Regions from separate parts of the Homo sapiens genome. Here region 1 is linked to region 2. Evidence: chromatin loops called from intact Hi-C (ENCODE). Cell type or tissue: ovary. All regions are shown on one strand. Links, peaks and the distances in the headings refer to the core of each region. The heading gives the core; the rest is flanking DNA. Region 1 has its middle 23 kb from the start of FEM1B. Region 2 has its middle 54 kb from the start of ANP32A.

What was found. Peaks named below come from ENCODE experiments on the same cell type or tissue, not always from the same donor. Only the 100,000 strongest peaks of a DNase experiment are listed, where the experiment ranks them.
Region 1: a loop joins it to region 2, with 4 times the contacts of the local background. A loop is called at or near these places in 8 of 110 quality-filtered maps.

Annotation. Positions count from the first base shown.
Region 1 is chr15:68,249,632-68,259,016 of GRCh38, forward strand. It overlaps a transcript of CLN6 not described here and the pseudogene HMGN2P40. Among named protein-coding and RNA genes, the nearest start is that of FEM1B, 23 kb to the right of the region's middle. RefSeq lists an enhancer at 7,240-7,887. In ovary, for the core only: a CTCF peak has its summit at 3,503; a DNase peak (open chromatin) is centred at 7,630; H3K4me3 peaks cover 1,196 bases; H3K27ac peaks cover 1,520 bases.
Region 2 is chr15:68,870,440-68,879,824 of GRCh38, forward strand. No RefSeq gene overlaps it. Among named protein-coding and RNA genes, the nearest start is that of ANP32A, 54 kb to the left of the region's middle. RefSeq lists an enhancer at 4,693-5,300. In ovary, for the core only: a CTCF peak has its summit at 5,586 (motif pointing left); DNase peaks (open chromatin) are centred at 5,122 and 5,572; H3K4me3 peaks cover 433 bases.

The DNA.
Region 1 (9,385 bases), core at 457-8,456, 620 kb before region 2:
GATAGAGAGTAGATTGACAGTAAGGGTGGGTGAGGGGATGGAGAGGTTGATTAATGGGTACAAATACACAGTTAGGTAGAAGAAAGAAGACCTGATATTCGATAAGGTGACTGTAGTTAACATTAATCTATTGGACATTTCTTATTATTTTTTTGTGTATGTGACGGAGCCTCACTCTGTTGCCCAGGCTGGAGTGCAATGGCGTGATCTCGGCTCCTGCAACCTCTGCCTCCCGGGTTCAAGCGATTCTCCTGTCTCAGCCTCCCGAGTAGCTGGGATTACAGGTGCGAACCATCAGGCCTGGCTAATTTTTGTATTTTTAGTAGAGACGGGGTTTCACCATGTTGGTCAGGCCGATCTCGAACTCCTGACCTCGTGATCCACCCACCTTGGCCTCCCAAAGTGCTGGGATTAGAGGCGTGAGTCACTGCGCCGGCCACTATTGGACATTTCAAAATAACTAGAAGAGAATAATTCAAACGTTCCTAGCATAAAGAAAAGATAAATATTTAAGGTGACAGCTATCCCAATGGCCCTGATTTGATTATACAAATGTACCAAATTATCACATGTACCCTGAAAATATGTACATCTATTATATATCAATGAAAAATAAAAAAATTAAATTCCTACTGAAGAAAAGAAAGCCCAAGTAGTCCAATAGCTATGGGATAAATTGAATCAGTGGCTTAAAAAAAAAAATCAAGCCAGCTGGTCACGGTGGCTCATGCCTATAATCCCAGCACTTTGGGAGGCTAAGGCAGGCGGATCAAGAGGTCAAGAGATCAAGACCATTCTGGTTAACCAACATGGTGAAACCCCGTCTCTACTAAAAATACAAAAATTAGCTGGGCTTAGTGGCGCATGCCTGTAGTCCCAGCTACTCGGAAGGCTGAGGCAAGAGAATCGCTTGAATCCGGGAGGCGAAGGTTGCAGAGAGCCAAGATCGCACCACTGCACTCCAGCCTGGGCGACAGAGCGAGACTCTGTCTCAAAAAAAAAAAAAAAAAAAAAATCAAGCCTAGATAGTTTTCACGCAATTCGTAGCAGATTTTCATGGAGCAAATGATACCAAACATCATAGCTTATCCTAGCCTAACTTAAACATGCCCAAAACACTCACGTTAGCCTACAGATAGGAAAAGATTAAAATTCAGGCTTTGAAGTACAGTTTCTATTGAATGTGAACTACTTTCAAATCACCATAAAGTAAAAAAATCATAAGTTGGGGACTGTATTTGTATTCTAATTTTATACTAACTCTTACAAAGAATATCAAAAGAAGCATACTTCTTAACTCTGTATGAGGTTAGTATAAACTTAATATAAAACTAATCAAGGACTGTATGAGAAAGGAAATAACAGACCAGAATCTCTGATGAACATGGATGTAAATACTATAAACAAAATATTAAGAAACTGAATCCAACATTATGTAATAAAGACAATTTATGATGGCTAAGCTGGATTTATCCAAAGAGTATAAGAATGTAAATCATTCTTATACTCTAACATCAAATCCATAACTTTAGTCCATCACATTAAATGGATTAAAGGAGAAAAGTTATATAATTATCTCAATAGATATAGTAAAGGCATTCAGTAAAAGTTAACATCCATTTATGACAAAAGCTCTTAGTAAAGCCGAAATAAAATGAAACTTCCTATTGTTAAAGGTTATTTTTAAAAAGCCTATAATCTTCATCATTCTTAATGGTAGATCACTGTAAACATTGTTCCATTAAGAGCAGACTAAGACAAGGTCAGGCGCAGTGGCTCACACCTGTAATCCCAGCACTTTGGGAGGCAGAGGCGGGTGGATGGATTGAGCTCAGGAGGTCGAGACCAGGCTGAGCAACATGGCAAAACCCCTTCTCTACAGAAAATACAAAAATTAGCTGGATATGGTGGTGCACACCTGTAATCCCAGCTACTTGGGAGGCTGAGGCAGAAGAATCGCTTGAGCCTGGGGGTTGGAGGTTGCAGTGAACCAAGATCGCCCCACTGCACTCCAGCCTGGGTGACACAGTGAGACACTGTCTCAAAACAAACAAACAAACAAACAGAATAAGGCAAAGATGTCTGCTATCACCCCTTCTAGTCAATAAGGTGAAGGGTAAGACAGAAAACAGTACTGTCATTATTTGTAGGTAATATAATTGCATATATAGAAAACCTCAAAAGAATGTTCAGACAAATTATTAGAATTAATAAGAGAGTCCAGCAAGGTTGTTAACTGCAAAAATGCAAAACTGGAAGAAGGTATTTGTGACATGTAGAACTGACAAAAAGATCTAGCATGTGCGTGTGTATGTGTGTGTGTGTATGTGTGAATCTTTTTTTTTTTTTTTTTTTTTTTTGAGACGGAGTCTTGGTCTGTCGCCCAGGCTAGAGTGCAGTGGCGTGATCTCGGCTCACCGCAACCTCCGCCTTCCGGGTTCAAGCGATTCTCCTGCCTCAGCCTCCCGAGTAGCTGGGATGTACAGGCAGGCACCACCACGCCCAGCTAATTTTGTATTTTTAGTAGAGATAGTGTTTCTCCATGTTGGTCTGGCTCGTTTTGAACTCCCAACCTCAGGTTATCCACCCATCTTGCCCTCCCAAAGTGCTGGGATTACAGGCGTGAGCCACCACACCCGGTCTTGTGTGAATCTTAAAATAAGAAAAAGACAAACCAGTAGGAAGATGAGCAAAATACATGAATAGGCACTTTACCAAAAAAGGAAGCATAAATTACCAACAAACATGAAAAGATGCTCAACCTCATTGACAATCAGGTAAATATAAATAAATGCCACAATAAGCATTTTATTCCAACTCTATTGGCAAAAATTAACAAATTTAGTAGCAAGTACTGGTGAAGATATGTATCAGTGGAACCTCTTTTATACCACCAATATTGTGTAAATTGGTACAATCTTGAAAAACACTTTGGCAATATTTTGTAAAATTGAACTGGATATATTGCAGGGAAGTTCTTGCACAAGCATAACAATATTCAGTGCAGTACTATTTACCAAAAATTGGGGTCTACCAAATGTCTACTGATAGGAAAATGGAAAAATAGTGATATATTCACAGAGTGCATGTACTATAGCTACACACATCAACCTGGTCAAATATAATGTATGAAAAAGGCAAACTGTGGAAAACTAAATAAAGTCAAACTTGCATAAAGCTCAAACAAGTAAACTAAACAATATCTTGTTTAGTTATATCTATGCCTATGATAAAACTACATATTTTTAAAAATCAAGAATATAGTCAATCTGAAACTCAAGCTAGTATTACCTCTGGTGAGGAGGTAGAGCAAGACAGGAAAGGGGAATACAGGTGGATGCATGAATAGGCAGTGTTCTAGTTCTTAAGTTGAATGGCGAGTTTCTAAGTCTTCATTTCATGTTGCATTTGTTCTTTTGATGTATCAAATACTATAGTTTTTAAGAGAGCTGTAGTTTCCCTCTTTCGCCACTACATGGCAGGCTAGCACCTTAGTGAAATAAATCCTGAATGGGAAAGGCTGGTGTAAATGGACATGTACCTAATAGCTTTCTAGCAGCATTCTAATTTCCCCATGCGGATACATATAAAATAGGGCTTGATGTGCTCAGAGTGTTTAAATGCACAACCACAGCATCTCAGGCGTACATCACTGTGGCATGGATCTTGCAGCCACGTGACCGGGTTTTTTGTTTTTATTTTTCCTTTCTTTCTGCCTGGTTATGTAACTATTTTTGCAAACTTAGAAGTGTTTCTGTTTGAATGCTGAGTTTTATTTCTCAGAATGTTCCAATATTTCCCAAGGCATTCATTCCTAAATTAATAACATGGAGCGGGAGGACAGTCCCTCATGGCAATTGACACATCTAACTTGCACTTTTATGTCTAACATTTTGGAGCTGTGTTTTTCACCACTAGCATTAGAACCACTGTTTAATAATGTCTGATGACACTATTGCAATATATAAAGTAATACTTAAAATTTAGTAACAATCAATGTTAAAATAGCAATGCAATAGTCATCAAAATCACTCACAGAAAGTCTGGTGCCAAATAGCTTGTTCACATGATGTGATTGATGTGACAGTGACACAAATGTCGGCAGATACTTCTTTTTTAGCCGCCGATATTATGCCACCAGTGGCGACACACAAACAGCATAAAGTCTAACTTCTATAAATCTCAAGTAAACTAAACAATATCTTCTTTGGTAATACCTATGCCTATGATAAAACTACATTTTTTTTTTTTTTTGAGACAGAGTCTCGCTCTGTCGCCCAGGCTGGAGTGCAGTGGCGCAAACTCCGCTTGCAGTGGCTCACTGCAAGCTCCGCCTCCCGGGTTCACGCCAATCTCCTGCCTCAGCCTCCCGAGCAGCTGGGACTACAGGCGCCCACCACCGCGCCCGGCTAATTTTTTTTGTATTTTTAGTAGAGATGGGGTTTCACCGTGTTAGCCAGGATGGTCTCGATCTCCTGACCTCGTGATCCGCCCGTCTCGGCCTCCCAAAGTGCTGGGATTACAGGCGTGAGCCACCGCGCCCGGCCAAAACTACATATTTTTTTAAAAATCAAGAAAATGGTCGACATGAAATTCAAGCCAGTATTATCTCTGGTGAGGAGAGAGAGCACGATACGAAAGGGGCATAGGGAGCATACAGGTGGATGCATGAGCAGGTAATGTTCTCGTTCTTAAGTTGGATGGTGGTGAGCCACCCACTTGCAGCTTCACTCTCTAGACTTGCCCTGTCTGCTACCATAGCACTAGACACACGTGGCAAGGGAGCACTTGAAATAAGATGTGCTGTAAGTATGAAATACACACTGGAGTTTGAAGACTTAGTATGAAAAAAGGTCAAATGTCTCTTAATAAATTTTAATGTTGATTACATGTTGAAATGATAATATTTTGAGCAGTGTGAAAAAGAGGTGAGAACGACCCCAGGACAGATCAAAGCCACGCTCCCAGCGCCTATGTCCCGCCGCCGTTGCCGCCACCACCGTGCCCAGGAGAAAGGCTGAAGGTGATGCTAAAGGAGATAAAACCAAGATGAAGGACAAACCACAGAGAAGATCCACGAGGTTTTCTGCTAAACCTGCTCCTCCAAAGCCAGAGCCCAAACCTAAAAAGGCCCCTGCAAAGAAGGGAGAGAAGGTACCAAAAGGGAAAAGGGAAAAGCTGAAGCTGGCAAGGAGGGGAATAACCCTGCAGAAAATGGAGATGCCCAAACAGACCAGACACAGAAAGCTGAAGGTGCTGCAGATGCCAAGTGAAGTGTGTGCATTTTTGATAACTGTGTACTTCTGGTGACTGTACAGTTTGAAATGCTATTTTTTATCAAGTTTTACAAAAATGCAGAATTTTGTTTTACCTTTTTTTTAAGCTATGTTGTTAGCACACAGAACACTTCACTGTGTTTTTTGGGAAAGGGGCATATGTCACTAACAGAATGTCTCCGAAGCTAGGTTGATGTGGGGAAAACCCTTTTCCCTTCTAGTTTTGGGAGACTTGCCCTTGGCTCCCAGGAAGGGGGATTCCCTGACTTTGACACACAAGGTCCCTTGGCACAAAAGCCTCGTGGGACGGAAAAACAAATTCCTTTCTATGTCCTCTTCTCCCTTTCCACCTTTCAGCATAGATTTAACTCCCTTAAACCCAGACACCTGTTGGACCTGACCCCCCCCAATAATTGGTTACTGGTGTGTCAGGCAATCTAGCCTTTCCAGTGATGCCACTGAGATGGAACCCCTCAAAAAAGCAGTGGTTCTGTTTCTAGATTGTGGATCTTCAGATAAATTCTGCCATTTTCATTTCACTTCCTGAAAGTCAGGGTCAGCTCATGAAACATTGTTAAACAACATGCTAAACATGAACTATCAACCTCACTCTAAACTTTCCCTGTTCAGAGCATCAGATGAGGACTTCATTTGGGTTTTATAGTGGCTTTCTGATTTTTGGTAGTCCTTTGAAGAAGGGAGTTTGAAAGTCACTGCATATGTTAACTATTGTTTGCCCATGCCCTGCCTGAAATGCCATGATTGTTTATGGAGAGTATCTTTAATAAAGCTGGATACAGTTTGGCTTGGGAAAATAAAAGAAACAATATTTTGTATATGTTTGGTTAAATGAAATACTTCAATTCATTTCACCTGTTTCTTTTTACTTTTTCTTTCTTGTTTGGAGTCAGGGTCTCCCTCTGTCACCAAGGCTGGAATGCAGTGTTGCAGTCACCACTCACTGAAACCTCAACTTATCAGTTTTAAAAGATCCTCCTGCCTCAGCCTCCCCAGTAGCTGGGACTACAGGTGCGGGCCACCATGCCTGGCTAATTAATTTTTGTACAGACAGGGTCCCACTATGTTGCCCTGTCTGTTGTCCAACTCCTCGCCCGAAGTGATCCTCCTTCTTCGACCTCCCAAAGTGCTAGAATTACAGGCATGAGTCACCGCCCCCAGCCTTTCCCCTCTTTTTATTTTATTATTATTATTTTTTTGAGACGGAGTCTTGCTCTGTCTCCCAAGCTGGAGTGCAGTGGCGCCATCTCGGCTCACTGCAACCTCTGCCTCCCAGGTTCAAGCGATTCTCTTGCCTCAGCCTCCCAAATAGCTAAGATTACAGCCACGCGCCACCATGCCCAGCTAATTTTTTTGTATTTTTAGTAGAGGCGGGGTTTCACTATGTTGGCCAGGCTGGTTGAGAACTCCTGACCTCAAGTGATCCGCCTGCCTCTGCCTCCCAAAGTGCTAGGATTACAGGTGTGAGCCACCATGCCCGGCCATTTTTCCCTTTTTTAAATGTGGTTACTAGAAAATGTAAAATTACATATGTGGCTCGCACTGTATTTCTGTTGGGCAGCACTGCTCTAGCCGTTATTACCAATACAATACTTGTGTTATAGCACTCCTGTATCACAGTATTTGTTATTACAATACTCTCTTTGGGATCCCCACACACGTGGCTGGCTTCAGGGGTGTGGGCAGTGCAGTCGCACAGGGCCCCACGTTCAGAAGGGCTTCGCCCTTGGTTTAATGCGCTGCTCTCATTGCCTTGAAACTTACTTTTTACCTTTGAATTTGAGTTTTCTCAGCGAAGTCTCACAGGACAATGGCGCCTGCGCCAGTGGCTTGAAGGCTCGGCTCAAGCCCGCCTCGCCTCCCTCCCTCCTAGGGATGGCTCCCAGTGTCTCTGGCCGGGGCCTGCCTCTCGCTCGCCGCTCCTTCCCGGCAACGGCTGCCATTTTCCGCCCAGGCAAGGTCCTGGGCGCGGCTCTGGGGAGGGTCAGGGTGCGCGTCCCACCGCGTCGTGGGGCAGGGTGTAGTGATGGTCACGCATCCCTTCCCTGGGCTTCTCCGGCACACCTGTATCTAGGGACTGAGCGCGACTGACGCAGAGGTCGCAATACCGCTGGGGGCTGCCTGGTGCCATGCGGTTGGGCCGCGGGCCCAAGGGAAAGAGAGACACCTGGCCTGACTTCTGCAGGCCTCTCCCCGCCAGCGAGCGCACGGCAGCGGTGCCCAGGGGCTGGAGGCAGCGGAACGCACGCGCCCGGCGTCGCTGAGGGCTTGCGCCAGCCCCAGAGTACCCGCGTGCCCGAGGGAGCGCGCCCGCCTCTGGCTCCGAGCTTGGGGGAGGGGCGGCGTGAGGGAGGGAGGATCTTGTTTTCCTGCTTGCAAGCTTCCTGAGTCTTTGTTGCGCTGTTTGTCTCTTCTGGCTAGTCAGAGCACCCTCTGGGGACAAGCCGTAACATACGAATTGTGTAACTCGGTGATTCCACATTGCACAATATGAACATAAATGGTAAAATTCGTGCTAATAATTTAAAATTGTATTTTTTCTTTATTTAGAAATTTTCATAAGTAGCATATAAAAAGCACAAAAAGTCCAGAGAGAGAAGGCTAGAAGCAAGGTAAAAGCTTTTACTTGCCTTTTGAATAAGGCATCCTCATTTTGCACCGGGTCCACAAATTATGTAGCCAGTCCTGCTTCCATAATCTAAATTTCAAGCATTCCAGGCTCTGACCACTACTTTTGGGTTGTCCAGCACCACAAGTCCAGCAATCTTTTGATTCCAATAGGACCTACAATTAATAGATCTTACCACCTTTTCTCTGGCCTTCATCTCATATATATATATGATATATATGAGATATATATATGATATATATGAGATATATATATGAGGAGATATATATGAGATATATATGAGATATATATGAGATATGATATATATATGAGATATATATGATAGATATGAGATATATATGATAGATATATGAGATATATGATAGATATATGAGATATATATGATATATGAGATATATATATGATAGATATATGAGATATATATATGATAGATATATGAGATATATGATATATATATGAGATCTATATATGATATATATGAGATGTATATATGATATATATGAGATGTGTATATATGATATATATATGAGATGTATATATGATATATATGAGATGTGTATATATGATATATATATGAGATGTGTATATATGATATATATGAGACGTATATATGATATATATGAGATGTATATATATGATATATATGAGATGTATATATATGATATATATGAGATGTATATATGATATATATGAGATGTATATATATTATATATATATGAGATGTATATATGATATATATGAGATGTGTATATATGATATATATATGAGATGTATATATATGATATATATGAGATGTATATATATGATATATATATGAGATGTATATATGATATATGAGATATATATGATACATATGATATATATGATATATATGATATATAGATATATGATGATGATATATATGATATATATGAGATCTATATATGATATATATGGGATCTATATATGATATATGATATATATGAGATATATATGATATGTATATACATATATCTCACATATATTATATACATATATGTATATCATATATATGAGATCTATCTCATATATGATATATATGATATATATGAGATCTATCTCATATATGATATATGAGATATATATGATATATATGAGATATAGATATATATGATATATATATATATCATATATATCCTGGCTTCCCTTCTTTCCCGGCTTAAATTTCATTGTCAACTATTTTGGTCATTCCTGTGGATACACCCTGAACTCCCTTGCCCCGTCTCCATTCACAATACCCATCTGGCCAACTCTAGTAAAGCCCAACTCTCTGCTCTGTGCGGTCTCTCAGGCTCCACTAGGCAGCCCTGAGTGTGCCTCACTTTGCTGTCTCCAAAGAGCAACAACAGGGGAAGCCCCAGTGTGCAAGAGCTCTTCATACCTCTGCTTTAAAGTCATACTACCCCGGCACAAGTCACAGGGCCAAGCTCAGCCTCAAAGGGTG
Region 2 (9,385 bases), core at 844-8,843:
AGTTGTGGAGCCCCCTTTGGCCCCTCAGCTTCCTGGGGTTCCCATGAATAACACATGGTTGTCACATGTTGGGGTGAGAGCACTAGTGTCAATCTGTTTACTGCAAAATTGAGCAGGGGCAAAAATCCATTCAAACTGCAAGACAGACCAGTGGGTTTTAACATGACTGCGTACTGAAACTTTATTGATATGGTTTCAGATTCTACCCTGCAACTAACCTTACAAAGCGGCCACAATGATCTATAAAGGCTACTGAAATATTCCTCCCCTCTCCAATTCCACGTCCGTGTGAGCTTGGATTATCTTCATATATTTCTGCCAAACAGCCTTTCACAGCAAATTAAATGCCAAAGCAGATATAAGAATCTGGCTGTCTTCTATCTGGCCAGACACTAAGAAGATTTGTAAAGTAATGATTTAGTTTTCTCACTAAAATTTTTTTGTGTCTTGAGAAATACAGTCATTTCTAATAAAATGAATGTTTCTATGTTAAAATGGGGTCCTTGTTATTTTAAAGCAAATAAATATTTTTAACAATCCTCAGATTAAATTTTTAATATCTATGTTATTGTTAGAGGTAATCTTCATAAATAAAAGCTCTTAGGATTTTCAATAATTATGCAGACACCAAAAGGTGGAGAAAATGAATGTATAACAGTGACATCAACAATATGGATAAATTTTATTAACATAATAAGGATTAAAAATAAGTTTTGGAGGACTACTATGATGTCCTTTTAAAAAATGACTTCACTTTTTTAGAGCAGTTTTAGGTTCACAGTAATATTGAGAGGAAGGTACAGAAACCTTTCATATTACCCTCTGCCCTGACACATACAGAGCCTCCACTATTATCAACGTTTTCCACCAGAGTGGTACATTTGTTACAACTGATGAACTTACACTGGCACATCATAATTATCCAAAGTCTGTAGTTTACATTAGAGTTCACCCCTGATGTTGTACTTTCTATGTGTTTGGACGTATGTATAATGATAGTTACTCACCATTATAGTATCATACAGAGTAGTTTCAGTCCCCTAAAAATTCTCTGTGCTCTGTCTATTCATCACCCTACCTCAGGCTCTGGCAACCCCTGATCTTTTTACTGTCTCTACAATTTTGCTTTTTCCAGAATGTCATATAGCTGGAATCATGCAGTATGTACCCCTTTCAGACCAGCTCCTTTCACTTAGTTATATGCCTTGAAGATTCCTCCATGGCTTAATAGTGCATTTCTTTTCAGTGCTGAATAGTATTTCATTGTCTGGATGTACCATAGTTTATTCATTCATCTACTGAGAACATCTTGATTGCTTCCAAGTTTTGGCAGTTATGAATGAAGCTGCTATAAACATTGGTGTGCAGGTTTTTGTGTAGACATAAGTTTTTAACACCTTTGGGTAAATACCAAGGAGCATAGCTGCTGGATCCTATGATAGGAGTATGTTTAGTTCTGTAAGAAACTGCTACACTGTCTTCCAAAGTGGCTGTACCAGGCTGGAGTGCAGTGGTGCCATCTCGGCTCACTGCAACCTTCGCCTCCCCGGTTCATGTGATTCTCATGCCTTAGCCTCTCGAGTAGCTGGGAGTACGGGTGCGTGCCACCATGCCCAGCTAACTTTTTTTTCTTTTTTTGTGGTGGAGAAAGGGAGTTTCACCACATTTGCCAGGCTGGTCTCAAACTCCTGGCCTCAGGTGATCCGCCCATCTCGGCCTCCCATAGTGCTAGGATTACAGGCATGAGCCACTGTGCCTGGCCAATGGTATCTTGTTGTTGTTCTAATTTGCATTTCCTTGATGACATATGATGTGGGCATCTTTTCATATGTTTACTTGTCATCTGTATATCTTCTTTGGTGAGGTGTCTGTCAAGGTCTTTGGCCCATTTTTTAAAAAATTGAGAAAAATTGTATTTATAATATACAACATATTTTGACAATGTATACATTTGGAATGGTTAAATCCAGCTAATTAGCATATATGCATTACCTCACATACTTGGCCGTGTATATAGTCAATTTTTGTAAATATTCTGTATGTGATGTGAAGGATGTGTGCTTTGCAGATTGTTGTCGCAGGTCTGTAAGCGTGCATTACATCAAGTGAGTTACTGATGTGTTCGAATCTCTATCCCTTATTGGTTTTTTTTGTTTGTCCCATTAGTGAGATGAGTATATTAAAATCTTCCATTGTTGCTAGGATTTGTCTGTTTATCTTTGTAGTTTTCTGTTCACATTTGCTTTACACATTAGAAGACCACATTATTAATGCAGCTTGCCATCTCAGTAAACAGGAAGCCCCTACTCGGCCTGATGACATGCCTGTAACCCAGGTGTCATGAAGCTTTCCCTTTAATTTCCCTTTATAATTCTGCTTATCTTACTTTATAAAAGAAAGGCGTCTCACTTACCCATTTAACTTCTTACTATGTCTCTGCCTCTGGAGCACCAAAGAAAGGTACACTGACGTGTTCATTAATGGGAATCAAGGCACCATAAACTGAAGGCATGGCTTTTCATCGTCTAGACATCTAGGTGTTAAGGGCACAGCATGGCATTAGATCATCATGGGATTTTTGAGATATATCTCAGAAGAAAATTTTAAAAAGTTGAATGACATTGCATAACAAAATTCCTTCCATTTCTACTCACTGATATATATATATAAACATATATATTTTTGATAAACATATATACATATATACTTATTTATTTAGTTATTTATTTTTGAGATGGAGTTTCACTCCTGTTGCCTAGGTGAGAGTGCAATGGTGCGATCTCAGCTCACTGCCACCTCCGCCTCCTGGGTTCAAGTGATTCTCCTGCCTCAGCCTCCCAAGTAGCTGGGATTACAGGCATGCACTACCATGCCTGGCTAATTTTGTATTTTCAGTAGAGACGGGGTTTCACCATGTTGGCCAGGCTGGTTTCGAACTCCTGACCTCAGGTGCTCTGCCCGCCTCGGCCTCCCAAAATGCTGGGATTACAGGCATGAGCCACCATGCCCAGTTGGTAAACACATTTTCTAAGTATTAATATATACAGAAATAAAAATTGGAATGGGATTTATTCTGAACCCTGTCTCATTTTAATAATCAGTGATATTTTCCGTACATATATGAACTAACTGAAAAACAAAAGCCTATTTCATTAAGGAATATGTGTATAATTTAATACAATTTAAACGTGATATAGTTAATGTAATTCAACATTTTATACCTAATAAAAAATTTATAACTTGATGTTTTGTTTAATTTTATACAGATGATACTTGCAATGATAACTCAATCTGGATTTTTTTTAATGTTTAGAATCATATGAAATTTTAAAATTAAAATAAATTTCCCATATTTTAGTTATACATAAGGATAATATGGTAATCAATTTAAAAAACTTTGAAACATAAAGATATATTTTTATGTAAAATTTTGAATTGAAGGAGGAAAAAAGATGTAACATTTTTGACTGTTAAGGATAAGCTAGCTCATGTATGTTTTAAATAGATAATGGAAATCAAATTACATAGCAATTATTTTCCATTGTATCTATTTGTTCATTTTTATTTTTTAAATTTATTTTTACATGGAGTTTCACTCTGTCCCCCAGGCTGGAGTGCAGTGGTGCAATCTCAGTTCACTGCAACCTCTGCCTCCTGGTTTCAAGTGATTTTCCTGCCTCAGCCTCCCAAGTAGCTGGGACTACAGGCATATGCCACTATGCCTAGTTAATTTTTGTATTTTTAGTAGAGGCGGGGTTTTGCCATGTTGGCCAGGCTGGTCTCGAACTCCTGAGCTCAGGTGATCCGCCCACCTTGGCCTCCCAAAGTGCTGGGATTACAGGCATGAGCCACCATGCCCGGCCCCATTGTGTATATTTAAAAGAACATTATGAAAGTTTTCTTTAAAAATGTCAACTCCCATGACAGACAACAAACAATTTAGAACGAAAAATTTTAGAGGGCAACTGCTATAATGTGTGAAATTCTTGTGGGGTATATTCGAGAAGGACAATGTGAAGACCCCACCTCCTGCTTTTGGGCAATCACGTGTCCAGCCAGACACTAGATGAACTACGAATTTCCTGAGAAGAAATTTCCTCTCTTGGTAAGTGTTTCAGTATCCAGAACACTTAACCATCTTGGAATTCTTCCTAATACTCACCTTTATATCTAGGGGAAGGTAAAGAAGTGGGGCCCCCCCACACAGCAGTGAGTGCCAGAGCTGGAAGTATTCAGAAGATAGAATGGTGGACCATGCTCCCTTTCAGAGCCAGCAACTGATAACCCATCTCATTCTGGTTGGAAAGAATAAGGAAAGAAGAAAGGATAGACAGAAACACAGGTAGACATACCTATTTATGAAGTGCCTTCTGTGTTCAGGGATCTGAACAGCTGCGTGCATGTATGTTATTTGATTTTCATAACACTGCCTCCTACAGATGAAGAAATGGAGCCTCAGGAAGATGACACGGCTTGTCCAAGTTTATACGGTTTGTCAGTGGTGCAGTTGGGATCCCAGGTTTGTCTGACTTGGCTATAACCACCGCCTTAGAGTCGGAAGATATGTGTGCCCTGGGGCAAATTACTTAACTTCTCTGAGCTCAGGTTTCCTCATCTGTAAAATGGGGCATTACTAGCTATTTTGCAGGGTGGTAGTTAAAAGCTAGCGAGTTAATGTGTGGATGTACTCAAATTCCTAGCACCGGGCCTGGTGCACAGAAGGCCCTGAAGTTAGAAGAGTTGACTATTCAGGCACAGAGTCGGGTATTCTGGCACCAAACTTCTGCCAGCAAAGTGATCGCTGGTGTTTGGGGCACAAAGCTTTGGGAGTAGAGCTGTCACTTAATGGTGACAAAGTGAGTAGTGGCTCACGTTAAATTTTAAGATAAAGCACCTAAAACTTTGGACATTGACTTGGGGTTGCCTTAAGAGATCCAAGGCTAGTGCCCATCCACTGCATTCCCTCCTAGCCAAGAATGTCTCGCCCTTCGCATGTTAAAACTAAACAATGTAGCCCGCGGAGCCCATTCAATGCTCTGCAGTCAAGGATTAAAAACTCATGCTGCCTAGTAATCCCAGCACTGTGGGAGGCGGAGGCGGGCGGACTGAGCTTGAGGTCAGGAGTCCAGACCAGCCCGGCCAACACGGTGAAACCTCGTCTCTGCTAATACAAAAATTAGCCGGGCGTGGTGTTGTGCGCCTGTAGTATTGGCTACTCGGGAGGCTGAGGCAGGAGAGTCGCTTGAACCCGGGAGGGGGATGTTGCAGTGAGCCGAGATCGCGCCACTACACTCCAGCCTGGGGGACAGAGCGAGACTCTGTAACAAAAAGACAAACAAACCAATCCAAACTCATGCTGCCTCGCCCTTGCGGGGCAGAACCTACAAAAGTCACCATGCCTCTGATGTTCATTTTCACTTTTTTTATGTTACGAAGCAGGATCGTGTGTGTGTGTGTGTGTGTGTGTGTGTGTAAACGGATCCAGATCTAAAATTGTCACTGAAAGGACGAACTCATCAAAGAAGTCCATGTGTAGCTGCAAGTAGCTTTCTGGAACTATTGGTGTTGTTTGCGCGCCCCCTGGCGGCCAATGGCCTTCCTTGTCAAGGAGGTTGGCACAGATCATCAGTTTCTTAACCGTGGTGGCACGTGAGGAATTACCTGGAAATTCTGATTTAAAAGCTCTACTGATAGCTCACGCCTGTAATCTCAGCACTTTGGGAGGCAGAAGCGGGCGGATCACCTGAGGTCAGGGGTTCGAAACCAGCCTGGCCAACATGGTGAAACCCCGTCTCTACCCAAAATACAAAAATTAGCCGGGCTTAGTGGTGCACGCGTGTTATCCCAGCTACTCTAGAGGCTGAGGCAGGAGAATCGCTTGAACCCGGGAGGCGTAGGTTGCAGTGAGCCGAGACCTTGCGGTTGCATTCCAGCCTGGGCAATAATAGTGAAACCCCGTCTTAAAAAAAAAAAAAAAAGTCTACTGCTGGGATAGACATTAGTATTATTTTTTTAAAAGAAATTTCACAGGTGATTTAATGTGCAGACAGGGATAACCACTGCTAGGGGGATTTCATTTATTTATTTATTTATTTGAAATGGAGTTTGGCACTTGTTGCCCAGGTTAGAGTGCAATAGCACCATCTCGGCTCACTGCAACCTCCGCCTCCCAGGTTCAAGCGATTCTCCTGCCTCAGCCTTCCAAGTAACTGGGATTACAGGGATGCGCTACCATGCCTGGCTAATTTTGTATTTTTAGTAGAGACGGGGTTTCACCATGTTGGCCAGGCTGGTCTCAGACTCCTGACCTCAGGTGATCCACCCACCCTGGCTTCCCAAAGTGCTGGGGTTACAGCTGTGAGCCACCATGCCCGGCCCTGGGGATTTCATTTAGAGTTACAAATTGATGGGTTTGATTCATTTTGCAAATATTTATTGAGCTCCTACTAGGTGTTAAGCACTGTGATAGGAGATGATGAGCAACAGAAAGACCAGTGCCCTGTCCTCATGTAAATTACAAATATTAGTGAAATAAACATACAATGAAAAAATAATCATTAGAGCTCAGAATAGGACAATCTGAGTGCATCTGGAAGTCAGCAAACGCTTGAGGACTTGCCTTTTGAAGTGAGGTCTGAAGAGTGAGCTGGAGTTAACTAGGCCAGGCTGATGCACTGACACAGCTAGTTGCCTCAAGTCTCCTTGCTCTTGTCAGGCAAGTGGCCCACGAAGTTGGAGGTAGGCCTTCTTTTATATGGCTCTGGCCTCCTGCCCAAGTGGACAATCGGATCCCTGGATGACTGACGATGATTGCCTGTTAATTCCATCAGGGTAATGTGAAAACATTAAAAGGAGGAAAGTGTTGCTCCTGAGGGCAGCAAAAGATGTGTGCGTGAAGGTCGAGGAGGAAGACAAGATGGAGCGCTGAACATCAAAGAAATGCAACTTTAAACAAAAAGGAGCCATGTCTCGTCAGGCCAATTGGCAAAGGCGTATAATACATAGTGCTTGATGAGAATGGAGATTCTTCTCTCTGATCCAGCAAATTCACTGTTAGGAAGTCCCCCTGGAGAATGATGGGCATAGATAAGTGGAGAGTCTAGCAGAGAAAGGGAGTATGGCTGAGCTTAAAGAACAGGATCATAACCCCTTTGGGAGGAGAGGTTTGTTTTAAAGAGGAAGAGTAAGTATTGTGTGGGACGTTGTCTCAGTGGCTGAATTACCATTGATCGCTCCATGTGGGATTACATAAAAGAAGATTCATGTGTAGAAAAATTTCCATATAACAACCTCTCTTATCCTTTTAATTTCAACTGAATTTGACATACCTATTGAGTACCTGCTGTTGCAAGGCTTAGGTGGGTGTGAAGAACTGCATTATCATGAGGGATGGGTGACATGCCTGGCTCCCTGTCCTCCAGGAATGTAGGCTAGAGGCGAAGGCTGACAAGCGACAAATTGAAATGCAGTAATTATAATAAAATAAATATTATATTATAGGTATAAGAATGTGTGTTTAAAGTGTTATGAGAAGAGAGGTAAAACATTTTTCAAATTGTAATTGAAGAAACGAGTCTGAGGAAGATTCCCAGAGGAAATAACATTTGAACAAAATTTTGAAGAAACAATTGGATTTCACTAGATTTGGCATAGGAGTATTGGAGGGGAGAAGGCCCTTCTGCTTTAAGGAGAGTTGCATGAGGCTTTATTTATTTAATAAGGCTTTACTGAGCACATTGATAAATGCTGTGTGGGATACAGAAGGAAGAGAACTTTCTACCTTGGAAAGGAGACAAAACACACCACAAGCAGAACAAAAGCCATGATATTACATTATATTGTGTAATTAGGTGTCAATGTTGTCAGCAAGATCTAGAGATGAGGCCATTGCTTCAAATATTTGCAGCGCAGTGGACAGAAGCCTGCTGAGGGCAAAGGGAGAAATGGGAGGTACATTCTTACCATCACCTTTCCACAAACTTCTGGATTAAAAAATATTATTGTTTCTTTTGACAATTTTTTATTTCAATAGTTTTTGGAGTATAGGTGTTTTTTGGTTATGTGGATAGGTTCTTTCATGGTGAATTCTGAGGTTTTAGTGCACCCATCACCCGAGCAGTGTACACTGTACCCAATATGTAGTCTTTTGTCCCTCACCCCCCTCCCAACCTTCCTCCTGCATCCCCAAAGTCCATATATCATTCTTATACCATTGCATCCTCACAGCTTAGCTCCCACATATAAGTGAAAACATATGATATTTGGTTTTCAATTTCTGAGTTTAAAAAGTATTATTGTTTCTTAATGTGACATGAACCATACCCGAAAACACTTTGGCAAAAAACTCAAGCATAAAGGGGGGAAAAAAAAGCCTCCCTCACCACCCCAACTCCCCCGTAATCCCGCATGTCTCCTGAGATGTAACTGTTATCGCCACTTTGGTGTGGATTCTCCCAGAATGTTATCGATGTATTTATACATAAATACAAATATGTAAATACATAAACATATAGTTTTTGGGTTGCTGTGTGTTTTATATAAATGGTAAATTCGGAACATTTTCTATAGCTTTTTTTTCACTCCAAGGTATTTGGGGAACTTTACATGTCAGTTCATTTAGATATACCTCAGTATTTTAAACTTGTATTCCATGGCATGGTGCATCTCAGTCACTGAACTATTTCCAGTTGATAATATGGGCAGTTGATAAAATTTATACTTGATTTGTGCATCAGCAACAATAATAACATCCAGCCTGGGTTTAGTAAATGGAGCCCTGTCTTGAGGCACCAGTCTAGGGTAACAGTTCCACTGCTGATTCCATGATCTTGGTCAGTTCCCAAACCAGAATGAAAGGGAAGCTGGGGAGCCTCAGAGAAGAACCCAGCACGACAAACAGCTGAGAGTTGTACTGCAAGCCTCCCACTAATGACTGGTTGTCATTGATCAAGTAACTATATGCTAATAAAAGGAAAATACCAAGAGCTTGAAAGCTACTCTGGCCCATTTGTGAAGGTGGGGGCTCTCAGCAGGCAGGGGAATAAATGGTGTTTTGATTTGACTCTATCTCATAGTAGGCTCATTGTGACAAGGACTCTAAGGACATTTGAAGATATTTGGGGTGGGGAAGGGAGGTCTAAAAGTGCTTTGTATTGCTAAAAGTTAAAGACATAAAGATTAAAACAAGATAGCTGATTGGCAAGTAATACGTTGTTTATGGGATGAAGATCTACATTTTCCTTTTGACCCAGCAATCCTACTTTTAGGAATTATCTCATAGAATTACTCTCATAGATATATAGAGACAGGAGCAGAGAACGAGAGAGCTGGTAAACTCTATTTTACTTAAGCCATGGAATTAAGGAACACCTGGGGTAAGATATTT